2 separate regions of the Homo sapiens genome follow, and region 1 is linked to region 2. A link is a contact called in ENCODE POLR2A ChIA-PET data. All regions are on one chromosome and are shown on one strand. The core of a region is the stretch at or near the end of the contact, and the rest is flanking DNA. Distances in the headings are between cores, read along the strand shown.

The links. ChIA-PET counts read pairs that join two places held with the same protein, here RNA polymerase II (POLR2A).
Region 1: POLR2A ChIA-PET joins it to region 2 with 18 read pairs in PC-3. The contact joins two enhancer-like sites. POLR2A ChIA-PET finds 5 or more read pairs at or near these places in 2 of 52 experiments (H1 and PC-3).

The regions. Positions count from the first base shown.
Region 1 is chr17:64,955,986-64,963,212 of GRCh38, reverse strand. LOC107985000 (a long non-coding RNA gene) reads left to right here and starts at 449. Exons shown (of 3, transcript XR_001752973.3): 1 at 449-6,021; 2 at 6,257-6,259. It also overlaps the pseudogene SLC16A6P1. Within about 2 kb of position 3,397, at least 2 of the 41 ENCODE cell types and tissues checked have a DNase peak (open chromatin) inside an H3K27ac peak, as active enhancers do.
Region 2 is chr17:64,274,759-64,281,157 of GRCh38, reverse strand. No RefSeq gene overlaps it. Among named protein-coding and RNA genes, the nearest start is that of TEX2, 15 kb to the right of the region's middle. Within about 2 kb of position 2,351, at least 5 of the 41 ENCODE cell types and tissues checked have a DNase peak (open chromatin) inside an H3K27ac peak, as active enhancers do.

The DNA of each region.
Region 1 (7,227 bases), core at 2,148-4,647, 680 kb before region 2:
GGTGGTGGGCACCTGTAATCTCAGCTATACTCGGGAGGCTGAGGCAGGAGAATCACTTGAACCCAGAGGTAGAAGTTGCAGTGAGCCAAGATTGTGCCTTTGCACTCCAGCCTGGGCAACAAGAGTGAAACTCCATCTCAAAAAAAAAAAAAAAGTGGGGGGGCTGGGCGTGGTGGCTCACGCCTGTAATCCCAACACTTTGGGAGGCCAAGGCGGGCGGATCATGAGGTCAGGAGATAGAAACCATCCTGGCTAACATAGTGAAACCCCGTCTCTATTAAAAATACAAAAAATTAGCCGGGCGTGGTGGCATGTGCCTGTAGTCCCAGCTACTTGGGAGGCTGAGGCAGGAGAATTGCTTGAACTTGGGAGGCAGAGGTTGCAGTGAGCCGAGATCATGCCACTGCACTCCAGCCTGGGCAACAGAGCGAGACTCTATCTCAAAAAAAAAAAAAAAAAAGCCAGTGGGGCTAGTATAACAGGAGCAGAGGGAAAAGAAATACCATCGGGCAGTTCACGCAGGGCTCATTGCCAAGGATTTATGTCAGACTTGTGCTGTAAGAAGATTACTCTGGCTACTGTATGGAAAATTAAGATGGGGTGGCATGTTGCAAGAGTGGAAGCAGGCAGGCCAGCTAGAAGACTACTGTAATAATCCAGCTAAGATGATATTGGCTTGGATCAAGGGTCCTGATGCAGTTGGCAGAAGCAGTCAGCTCCTGGATATATTTAGAAAGGAGAGCCGATTGGATGTGTGGAGGAGTGGGTTTGAGGAGGAAGATCCAGAGTTCTGCTGAGGACATTTTAAGTTGAAGATGCTTAGTTTATATCCATGCCCTGCCATGCAGGCAGATGTAAATCAGGAGCTCAGGGACAAAGTTGAGACTAAGAATGGGAGGTGTCGATGCAGAGAAGGTACTTAAAGTTTTGGTTGAATTCCAGGGTGTATAAGTTGTTAGGGAAGTTAGCGTGCTTGTTCTTGAGTTGCTGGAAAGGCATATAAATGACACAAATACATGGCCACAATATGTATTTTCTCAATAATATTTGGGGAAATGTTCTGGGCATCAGGTTTCCCGTCTAACTTTCCCTGTAGGAAACGGATAGTCATTGAAGTAATTTTGATTTGGGTGAGTTGTTACACGGATAGCGAAGTTGTAAGTTCTCTTGCCACTTTTCTTGTTCTGCACCTTTCGAGAGTCATTATGAGAACTGAACACTAGGGGGACCCAGTTTCCTTACTTATGCAACGGCGGCTGGCCCAGCTGTACGCTACGATCGCCCTCACTTAGGACACATGCAATATAAACACAAATCTGAAAACAAGGGCAGCTTCTCTTTTCTCAATGCAATGTATATTTATAGCAGTGATCATTTTTGCATGTAACATGTCTGAATTCCTTAAATAGGTCATTTTAAGTAATGTGCATAACCATTACAATTTTTCTTTTTTGAGACAGGTTCTCACTCTTTGCCAAGGCTGTGTGCAGTGGTGCCATCTGGACTCATTGCAACCTCTGCCCCCTGGGCTCAAGTGATCTTCCCACCTCAGCCTCTCGAGTAGCTGGGACCACAGGCATGAGCCACCACACCTGGCTAATTTTGGTTTCACCATGTGGCCCAGGCTGGTCTTGAACTCCTGAGCTCAAGCAATTCACTCACCTTGGCTTCCTGAAGTGCTGGGATTATAGGGATGAGCCACCACACCTGGCCACCGTTTAAAGATTTAAAGGCAATGGTTTCTAAACTCTAGTTCCTTGTGAGCCCCATATTTGCAAACTTGTGAAAATAAGGATCATGATTTCTTATTTTTTATTATTATTATTATTTTTGAGATGGAGTCTCACTCTGTTGCCCAGGCTTGGGTGCAGTGGCGCGATCTTGACTCACTGCAACCTCCACCTCCCAGGTTCAAGTGATTCTTCTGCCTCACCCTCCCAAGTAGCTGGGATTACAGGCGTGCACCAACATGCCCGGCTAATTTTTGTATTTTTAGTAGAGACAGGATTTCACCATGTTGGCTGGGCTGGTCTCGAACTCCTGACCTCAAGTGATCCACCCACCTCGGCCTCTCAAAGTGCTGGGTGGGATTACAGGTGTGAGCCACCATGCCCAGCTGAAGGATCATGATGATTTCTAATTTACAATAGTTGAATTGGAGTATGGAAATCTAAATCTAATAAATACCACCTGGTGATTTGAATCTGTGCCACAAGAATGCTGACATAGAATCCATTTTCTATTTTATCACCAGGTATTAAGCAAAGGGAAAGGCAAATAAATGCTCAAAAGCTACATTACATGCTATTGGAGTATAAAATGTATAACTTTGTTAAAAGGTTTGGACACATTTTGTATTAGTTACGGATACATAGGTCTTAAAAGAGTACATGATCTTAATTCTTTTTTTGAGACGGAGTTTCGCTCTTGTTGCCCAGGCTGGAGTGCAATGGCGCAATCTCGGCTCACTGCAACCTCCGTCTCCCGGGTTCAAGCAATTCTCCTGCCTCAGCCTCCCGAGTAGCTGGGATTATAGGCATGTGCCACCACGCCCGCCTAATTTTGTATTTTTAGTAGAGACGGGGTTTTTCCATGTTGGTCAGGCTGGTATTGAACTCCCGACCTCAGGCGATCCACCCGCCTCGGCCTCCCAAAGAGCTGGAATTATAGGCGTGAGCCACTGCGCCCGGCCCAACTCATTTTTATAACTAGAATAATTTTAGTTTTGGGGAGAGAAAGTCTACATAAGGTTTATACTGAAACTTCTTGAAGTCAACAATCTTAAAGCAGAATCTTTTTAATCAGGAGAAATGAAAACATAATTAACAGCCTGGTGTGGTGGAGGTGGAGGTTGCAGTGAGCCAAGATCGCACCACTGCACTCCAGCCTGGACAACAAGAGTGAAACTCCATCTCAGAAAAAAAAAAAGGAAAAAAAAAGAAAACATAATTAACAAATACGTTAGCTATAATGCCAAGCACGGTGGCTCACACCTGTAATCACAGCACTTTGGAAGGCCATGGTGGGCAGATCACTTGAGGTCAGGAGTTCAAGACCAGCCTGCCCAACATGGCAAAATCCTGTCTCCACTAAAAATACAAAAATTAGCTGGGTGTGGTGGTGCATGCCTGTAATCCCAGCTACTTGGGAGGCTGAGGCAGGAGAATTGCTTGAACTCGGGAGGTGGAGGTTGCAGTGAGCCAAGATCGTGCCACTGCACTCCAGCCGGGGTGACAGAGCAAGACTCTGTCTCAAAACAACAACAACGAAAAAGTGTTAGCTGCTTGATCTTTCCTATTTTGGGGCAGTTATGATCTAAGAATTACTTTGACCACAATGAATCCTTTCCCATGAGTCAGGACTGTTAGTTTTCAGAGCTTTGCTTCTGGTGGTACTGATCTGTGCCAGTGTTACAGATATGTGGTGAAGGAGCTAGAATTTTTTTTTTTTCAGCTTGAGAGCTAATTGTGTGTGTGTGTGTGTGTGTGTGTGTTTAACATTTTTATGTGATTGAAAAAATATATATTTCCTGTATGAAAATCTTGTGAAATTCACATTTCAGTATCCATAAATAAAATTCCATTGAAACATTGCCACATTCATTCATTTATATATTGTCTGTGGCTGCTTTTGACCCTCAATGGCAGAGTTGACTAGACAGAGGCCTCATGGCCTGCAAAGCTTTAAATATTTACTATCTGGACCTTTACAGAAAAAGTTTGCCAAACCCTGGCATGTAGAGTCTGTGCTGTTTACTTACAGGTTGCAACAGTTCTTGGAACGATTCTGTAACTGGTTGTAGTCTTTAACTATTTGCCGTTATGACTTTTGATAGGCTTACTCTGGCTACCATGATATCATTTCATTCATGTATTTTTCATTAATAATTAAATACCATCGCTGCTTTCATTCTTAATTCTTAGATGAAAACATGCTTCTTCATTTGATTATATTGTTTAATTTTTATTTCGCTCTCCTGTTATTCATTACTTAATATTTCCCTTGAATTATTTAGTCTTTTTCTAAGGTGCTGTAATTTGCATGAAAAACTCAACATAAAATAAAATTGTCCTGCTTTCAATGACCAGAAAAAATGATTTAAAAGTTCAGGCCACACACGATGGCTCACACCTGTAATCCGAGCACTTTGAGAGGCCGAGGCAGGTGGATCACCTGAGGTCAGGAGTTTGAGGCCAGCCTGGCCAACATGGTGAAACCCCATCTCTACTAAAAATACACAAAATTAGCCAGGCGTGGTGGCGGGCACCTGTAATCCCAGCTACTCGGGAGGCTCAGGCAGGAGAATCACTTGAACCTGGGAGGCTGCAGTGAGCTGAGATTGTGCCATTGCACTCCAGTCTGGGCAACAAGAGTGAAACTCCATCTCAAAAAAAAATACTAGTAAATATAAATAAATAAAAAGTTCAGTAGACACTTCTTGGGAAACTTTATGTGTCTCTAGTAGAGTTAAAAGGTTTTGCAGAAGATAAACGTTAAAAAATTATTTATTTGGAGTGAATCTTTGGTGAGTTTTTATAACTTTAATTGCATCAAATACTGAATGCTGTGAGAGTCAATAAAAAAATCTTATAACAGAAGAAAATCAGTATCTTTAAATAAAAAAGCCATAAATGTATTGCAAATCTAGAAGTACCAGAATGTCACTAATACAGAACAAATCAGCAATCTTGTTTTTATTTTCTTCCAAACATTTAAAACCTTGATTATTGACATACTGAAATTGGCATGCATTCTCTTTTCATGCAGGTAACAGAATAGACATGGAGCAGATCCCTCTGAAATCAGTTATAAATATTAAATTGTATTGAACATTCATAGTAAAAATACGTTGTAAAGTGCTGAAGTCATGTAAGTCTGCAAAACTGCCACAAGCTCAAAGTTCTTCTCAAGCAGTGGCAGAGATTTGCTATATCCACCTTGTTTTAGATTATGCCTGTTTTTGACAGACACTGTGTCATTTCCTCCCCCACCCTCCCCAAAGTTTTATAGATTGTCCTATTTCTATGGCTGGTAAGATGCTCTACAAAATGTAGCAGGTGGTGATGAACTATGCCACTTTCATTTCAGTGCAGAGAAATATTCAAGCTTGTGTGTACCTGTAACCAAACTAGGCTTGTTATGTTTTTCCCCCGAGTTGTCATAAATTAACATTAATGATGAGTAAAGATGGAGCAGCGAGCATTGACCGTCACCTGCAGGGTGAGATTGCAGTAAAATAGGTGAGTAAAAAGTCCACCTATTATCCTGACACTTGTCCTCTTTACAGAAAACTGTAACGTGAGCAATACTATACATGTAGTGTGACTCCAAAAATAAAAAATAAAACAAACAACAACAACAACAACAAAAAAACAATGACCAGTTACCCGATACCTCTGGCAACTTAGAACAATCAAGTTGTGAGTTATAGAAGATGTAAATTGCAACTTGTAACTCGCTATAACATAAATGTCTCTGTTACCCCCATGTGAAATACAGAAATGCTTCAACAATTAGATGGTTTTTTCTTTAAATCAGAAATGCTTTAACAGTTCAATGAAATATAATTCTGATCAAAGAAGTTCCTCAAGTATTCTTAGATGATAAAACAAATTATTTTTGAAAGCTAAGGTGATTTGCTATCCGTTATTTTTTCCCCTTTAAATAGCACATGTTGCCCTTAATCAAATGGAAGAATCATGACAACTTGGCCTTTTATGAAAGTATTTTTTACAAGATAAGACGTATTCTGTGAGGCATTTAAAGGACTGCAGAAAGGAGGTAAAAATGCTGCTTATGTCTCAGATTTTATTTCTTTTGATTAATCATCCTAGAATAACTTAATAATAAATAGCGGTTTAAATTAAAGACACTACAGTCACATATTTCTGTATAACTAAAAGCAACAGGAAACACATTTTTAAATGCCATTTTGTATATTCTGTACTGAAACACTTCTGGTAAGGACTGGCCATAAAAAGAAGTGGTAATCTTCACATTTATGAAGTTCAAGTTATATATGTACTTAAAATTTGCTTATTAGTAAAATGTTTGGTCTTAAACTATACTTCATTTCCAGCAAGCAGAAGCCATAATTTGTTAATGGGAACCTCAGTATTTTACAAAGGGTTTAACAAAAACCATTTATTCATATTTCTGAAAATTAGGAATTTTTTAAATGATTGAAGTCTTTTTTTTTTTTTTTGACTGGCCAATTTCATTTCAATGACCTGGGTTGGATGTTGTTTTATTCAAGATAGTAGTTTATTCTGACAAGACCATACGAAGAAAGAAAAGAAAGAAAGAAAATCATTTATCCCATGTGAAAGCTTTTAAAACCACTTTGCCAGTTCGTGTCACTATTTTAATATTGGAATGTGAACCAAAGAGTCTTTCTACATATCTTTTGTATTGCTACTGAATACAGCCAGATTTATATATGGAAGAGTGCTTGGTTGTTTTTTGTTTTGGCTTTAAAAACAAGCAAAAAGGAAAACTTAAAACAAAAGCGATGTTGGTAGTGCTCTTCACATACACATTCCCTTTAAAATGTAGTTTTGAAAGTGGAGTAGAGGGGTTAGCTCCTCTACCTCCTTGTGTCTCCGTTGGGCCCACCCCATCCCTCTCCAGCCAACACAGTGGCTGTTGTTGTAAGAAAGTGTGTCATACCGGCTCCATTTGCACGTGAACTCTGTGCTCATTTTTTGCAAGATCCATTTCCAGAAAGTCTTCAGGTATGTCCTGTAAAGTCTTCCCACGATGGCTCACTACCTTTGTTTCACCTGAGTGATGATGCTGGCACAGTCCCATCTTACACGGTCTCACCAGGGCGAGGCACACAGCAGCCAGGGCCATGCCAGCTGCGCAGGAGTAGAAGGCCCTGCTGTAGATCTTACTTTGGTCCACCAACAAACCTGGAAGAGAGCATGGCGTCCGTTAACAGCATCCTTCCTAGACATAAGCCCCTCACCCAGGCGACCATCCCATTCAGAAGCCTCTCAGTTTCATTGCCTTCCTTGTTTTCTTTTGTGTTTCTAAAGAAAAATGGGTGTTAAGGGCAGAAATCTTTACTAGACTGGAGAGGAGAAAGAGACAAACACCCAATATACTTGTTCTTCTTGGGCTAAGCCTGTCCTAGCAGAGGACCTAAAACCTGGGACATTTCGATGCATACTTCTTTGAAAAGGTAATATTCTTCGGTAGGAAGGAACTGTATTATTTTCACTT
Region 2 (6,399 bases), core at 1,102-3,601:
TGCATTTTTGTGTAGCCCTCACAATGGGAGGGCCTAACCCATGAGGTGGGTATTATTATCACCCATATTTTATCTGTGAGTAAAATGATGCTTCAAGAAGGCAGGTCACTTAATAGTAAATAAATGGAGGAGTGAGTCTGTCTAACATCCTGCCTTTCTCTAACCACAATGCTATTTCATTGAGTATGACCACGACTTAATTTACCTAGTGTGCCCATTTAATTTGGCCACATTTCATTATCAATAGCACTGCAGAAAATATCTCTATGTAGAAAGTTTATTCTGCATTCAGGAAATATTTATAGAAGTGGACTTGATAGCCTAAACATTTTGAAGACTCTTGATAAATATTCAGTGCCAAATATGAAGAAAAAAAATCAGGAAAACTTAACTCTGGCTGGCTATTTTATGATATTAAGAATTATTGTTACTTTTTCTAGGCATGCTAATGCTGTTGCGGTCGTATATTTTTAAAGATACACAATGAAGTACTTACAAATGAAATAATATATTTGGAATTTGTTTGAAAATGCAATTGAGACAGGACTAGGGAGCTGATGAAAAAAGATTAGGCATGTGTTGCTCATTGGGTTACGGGAATCACAGGCATTGATTCCGCCGCTATCATCTCTGCTTTTGTGTCTATCTGAGATTTTCTTTTTTCTTTTTTCTTTTTTTTTTTTGAGATGGAGTCTCGTTCTGTCTCCCAGGCTGGAATGCAGTGACAGGATCTTTGCTCACTGCAACTTCCACTTCCCGGGTTCAAGCAATTCTCGTGCGTCAGCCTCCTGAGTAGCTGGGATTACAGATGTATACCACCATGCCCAGCTAATTTTTGTATTTTTAGTAGAGACGGGGTTTCACCATGTTAGCCAGGCTGGTCTCGAACTCCTGACCTCAGGTGATCCGCCCGCCTCGGCCTCCCAAAGTGCTGGAATTACAGGCATGAGCACCCAGTCTTTTTTTTTTTGTTTGAGACAGAGTCTTGCTCTGTCGCCCAAGCTAGAGTGCAGTGAAGTGATCTCAGGTTACTTCAACCTCCACCTCCCGGGTTCAAGCGATTCTCCTGTCTCAACTTCCCGTGTTTGAAATTTTCTATGATTAAAAAGCTTCAAATATCCAGATGAGGAAACTACCGAAAGAAAAAAAAAAAGCTTAAAATATAGCTATGAAACAAAAGATCTGATAGTCTACAGGACAAGCTAGCCCCGTGATTCCTCTTCTGCCTAATTAGTGAGACACGCAGAATAAAGGAGTAGCTTTCTAGAACAGTTTTGTTCAACCTCCTCTCCCATCAAACAAAAGTTAAGGTCTCCCTAAAACCAAAACACATCAATCTATTTTGTTTTTCAAAAACTTGTGTTTATTTATTTTATTTTAATTAATTAATTAATTAATTATTTTGAGACAGTGTTTCATTCTTGTTGCCCAGGCTGGAGTGCAATGGTACAATCTCGGGTCACTGAAACCTTTGCCTCCCAGGTTCAAGTGATTCTCCTACCTCAGCCTCCCAAGAAGCTGGGATTACAGGCATGTGCCACCACGCCCGGCTAATTTTTGTATTTTCAGTAGAGATGGGGTTTCACCATGTTGGCCAGGCTGGCCTCGAACTCCTGACCTCATGTGATCCACCCACCTCGGCCTCCCAAAGTCATGCCTTACAGGCGAGAGCCACTGCACCCGGCCAAAAACTTGTATTTATTTTTAAATAAGATTATAAAGTTGGACAGAATTTTAAAGGTCTGGTCCTTATTCTTTTAAACTTCTGATTTTTTTTTTAATGGAGTCTTGCTCTGTCACCCAGGCTAGAGTACAGTGACACAATCTTGGCTCACTGCAGCCTCCACCTCCCTGGGTTCAAATGATCTTCTCACCTTAGTCTCCCAAGTAGCTGGGACTATAGGTGCGCTACCAAGCCCAGCTTTTTTTTTTTTTTTTTTTTTTTTTTTTTTTTTACTTTTTTTTGCAGAGACGGGTTTCACCATGTTGCCCAGGCTGGTCTTGAACTCCTGAGCTCAAAGCAGTCCACCTATCTTGGCCTCCCAAAGTGCTGGGATTACAAGCATGAGCCACCACACCCAGCCATAGTCAATAATCTTGTGACAATTTTACATACACACTTCCCAACTGTAGTTTGATGCAGGCTTTGTTAAATTTCTGGAAATGTCTAGTGTTCCCCTTTATAGTAAGGAAACTCACCAACCGTTATTGGAGAAAGTCCCTTGGGAGAGGTCACAGCATCAAAAGGAAAGAGAGTTACACCTCTTGTCAGTTTGTAAACACACAGACACACACACACACACACACACACGCACGTGCTTACACATCCTTGGTTTTACTCACATCCTTCTCCCTACTCTGTCTGGGCAGGCACTTCCTGTCCACCCTCCCACATTATTTTCCCAGGACTCTCATGCCTTACCTGGCCAACTCTGCCAGAATCAGCAGCCAGGCTTGGGCCTGTCACACAGGACTCATGCTGGTTCCCAGTGGGCTAGACTCAAAACCACACCCCTCTTAATAGATCTTGGTTTTTCAGTCTTCAGAAGTCCTTAAGAGAAAGCAAAATTTAGCATACCCCATTCACTCTTTTTTGTGCAGACTCAGCCACAGAAACAGGAATTTCCTCATGGTACTGCTCTGTTCCCTAGATGGGACTTGTCAGTTTGAAGCTTCTGCAGCCTAGGACGAAGTGATGTCTGTCACACCTTGCGGAACAAGAACAGAAACTCAGGGCCAGGCAGGTGGCTCACACATGTAATCCCAGCACTTCGGGGGCTGAGGTGGGAGGGTCGCTTGAGCCCAGAAGTTTGAGACCAGCCTGGGCAACATAGCAAGACCCTATCTCTACAAAAAATATAAAAATTAACTGGGTGTGGTGGTGTGGGCCTGTAGTCCTAGCAACTCAGGAGGCTAAGGTGGGAGGATCGCTTGAGCCCAGGAGGTGGAGGCTGCAGTGAGCTGGGATGGCACCACTGCAATCCAGCCTGGGAGACAAAGCCAGATTCTGTTCTCAAAAAAAAAAAAAAAAAAAAAAAGAACAGAAACTCTCTGGTTCATCCCAGCAGCTGTTAGCCTAAAAATATCTCAACTCAGCATGCAGTAACTTTTTTCTCTCTCTCTTTCTGGCAGATGAGGCTGGAGTCAGACAGGACCTTTCCAAACGCTAGCTGGATAGAGTATGTTGTGTCTAGAAAAGCTGAGAGAAGGACAGAGAAGAACTGAGAAAGGTTTCCTTGAGTTCAACAGGCCCAGAGAGGGCCCTTCACGGGCCCCTAGTGGATTTCACTCTTTCAACAAGTGTTTCTGGAGGGTCTCTAAAGGGTCTGGTCTTAGGAAAGGAGGGAGGGGACAAGGTCCAATTTCTGCATTCCTGGAGTCCACAATTCAAGAGCAGAGATGCTAATAAGTATGTGTATGGCTCTTTTGATGTGTCACAAGGGAGATACACAAGGGACCTCAGGAGAGGACCGGAGGGACCTAGGCCATTCTTGATTTACAACCCTGGGCCAAAGGAAATGTGTTGTCAGGGCGACAAGGCTTGATTTCATCTTTAGAGGAAGGAGAACTGAAGCTTCTGAGTCCAGTAAAGGTGAAGAGGTCTGAGAAGGAGATTGGTATTGATAAAAAAAAAAGATTGGGATTGAATATGGATTAATCTCCAGAAAGAGAGAAAAGAAAGGCAAGGTTTCAAGTTGTTCCCTGGGGCATTCTTTGTCAGCATAAAGGTTAAACAGAGTATATAGCAGATAAATGGATTCTATAGCCAAGTTCTTGAAAAGGTCACTGAGACACAATCCCAGCTGCACAGGAATCCTGAGTGATGCCAGCTAGGCTCCAGCCGTCACATCCTTCAGAGCTGCCGTGAGCAGGTCTCTATTAATTGCTGCCTGTGGTGGGGATTCTTTCCTGCTCACCGCCCATAGGCGGGATCCGTGCAGATGAGGACCAAATCTTCTTATCAGGCATTGTAAATTTTGGCACTCAACTTTTCTCTGTTGCCTAAACACCATTTTTTGTTTGTTTGTTTGTTTGTTTGTTTTGAGACGGAATTTCCGGAATCTCGCGCTTTCACCCAGGCTGGAATGCAGTGGCACGATCTTGACTCACTACAACCTCGGTCTCCTGGGCTCAGGTGATCCTCCTACCTCAGCCTCCCAAGTAGCTGGGACTACAGGCATGTGCCACCATCCCCAGCTAATTTTTTTGTGTTTTTGGTAGAGACGGGGGTCTCACCATGTTGCCCAGGTTGGTCTCGAACTCCTGAGCTCAAGTGATCTGCCCATCTCAGCCTCCCAAAGTGCTGGGATTAGAGGCATGAGCCGCCGCACGCAGCCCCTAAACACCATTTGAACAGCAATCATGGAAATTGAGAAGCGAAAAAGAAACACCAGTGATCCTGTCACTCCCTGTATCAACGTTTTATTTATTTATTTATTTTTATTTAGATTGATTGATTGACAGGATCTTACTCTGTTTGTCACCCAAGCTGGAGTGCAGTGGCACAATCATGGCACATTGCAACCTTGACTTTCAGGGTCAAATGATCCCCCTGCTTTAGCCTCCCAAGTAGCTAGAATTACAGGCACATGCCACCATGCCTGGCTAATTTTATTTTTTTATTTTGTAGAAATGAGGTCTTACTATGTTGCCCAGGCTGGTCTCAAACTCCTGGGCTCAAGTAATCCTCTTGCCTTGGCCTCCCAAAGTGCTGGGATTACAGGCATGAGCCACTGTGCCTGGACTGTATCAATGTTTTACATTTTCTATTTCCAGCCCTGTGTAAAAGATAAAGGGAACAAGTTCACAGGGACATTGTCTGGTGATCCTAGTGGACATCTCACGGCCTGCCCTGGCCAACATTCCACCCTCGCATTTTCCAGCACCAGTGGATGGATTGACGTCCTTTCTTAAGTCCGATCTGCTGGACCACCACAAATGTGTGACTTGAGTGCTGAGACTTGACATCTCTCCATCCTACCATGGCCTGGCGAGAACAGAAGAGCTCATTCTAAGTGAATCAGGCTTGGATAGATTAAGAGGTGGCCAACGGATGTTTTGATCTCTATTTTTGTTTTGTTTTGTTTTGTTTTGTTTGTTTAGATGGAGTTTCACTCTTGCCCAGGTTGGAGTGCAGTGGCGTGATCTCGGCTCACTGCAACCTCCACCTCTGGGGTTCAAGTGATTCTCCTGCCTCAGCATCTCCATTAGCTGGGATTGCAGGTATGCGCCACCACGCCCGGCTAATTTTTGTATTTTTAGCAGAGACAAGGTTTCACCATGTTGGCCAGGCTGGTCTCGAACTCCTGACCTCAGGTGATCCACCTGCCTGGGCTTCCCAAAGTGCTGGGATTATAGAGGTGAGCCACTGTGCCCGGTCTTAATGGATGTTTTGAAAAGAACTGTATAAGGGCCAAGTAAGACAGAGACCCACATGTGACCTCTGGATTTGGCAGAGTGGAGATCATCAGTGGTGTGACAAGAGCAGTTTTAGAGGAGCAGTAGAGGCAGAAGCCACTTATCAGAAGCCACTTTGGAGCAGGTGAAAGAGGATGATAGGAGAGGAAGAGAATTCTTTGGAAAAATTTTGCTGTAAAGGACAGCTGGGAATGGAGTAGCAGTGAGAGGGGTGATGGGCAAGAGGAAGGGAATTTTTCAGAAGGGAGATAGGAGAACATGTTTGTACGTTAATTGGAATAATCTGGTAGACAAGAAGAAATTGATTATGCAGGAGAAAGGGGGAAATGGTTGCAATAGTAAAGTCTCAGGAAGCTAGAGAGGTTAGGCCTTCTGTGGAAAGAGTGGTCACAGAGGTCTGAGAGTGGGAGAGTGAACTCACCCAGGTAATATAGGCTTGCCAGCCAGGGCCCAGTGCCCATTTGAGATTTGTGATGATCGTTTTGAAGTGGAATCGTTGAGTAACAGCAGAGGCATGAGGTGAGAAAGGATGATGGCTGTGGGGTTGGATTTGGGGCAGAGTTTGGACATGCCCAACCCAGCACTTGCTCATGGATTGGATGTGACCAGGAGAGGATGAAATTGAGGACAAGGATGCAACTGAGACAACTCATTGTTCTTGACTTGAACGAGTGGGTAGGTGGGTGCCATTGATGAAGAGAGGGTGGGCAGAGCCTAAGAGCTAGTTCTGTTTGATGTATTTTGATGTGGGATGATTTGAGATGATTATTAGCATCCAACAGGCGAGACCCAGCAGGCAGTTGGGCAAGTCTGGAGTGTAAGGGGAAGGTTGCTGTTTTCTCCTCTGCTCTGCAATATATGAAAACATCCCTTGGGCTGGGCCAGGGTATGTGACATTCACCATCATAATGTGCACACAGGCAGAGGCAGGGCTTCCGAATTTCCCACTAGACTGCAAGCTCCTCGTGAGCAGGGCCTGGG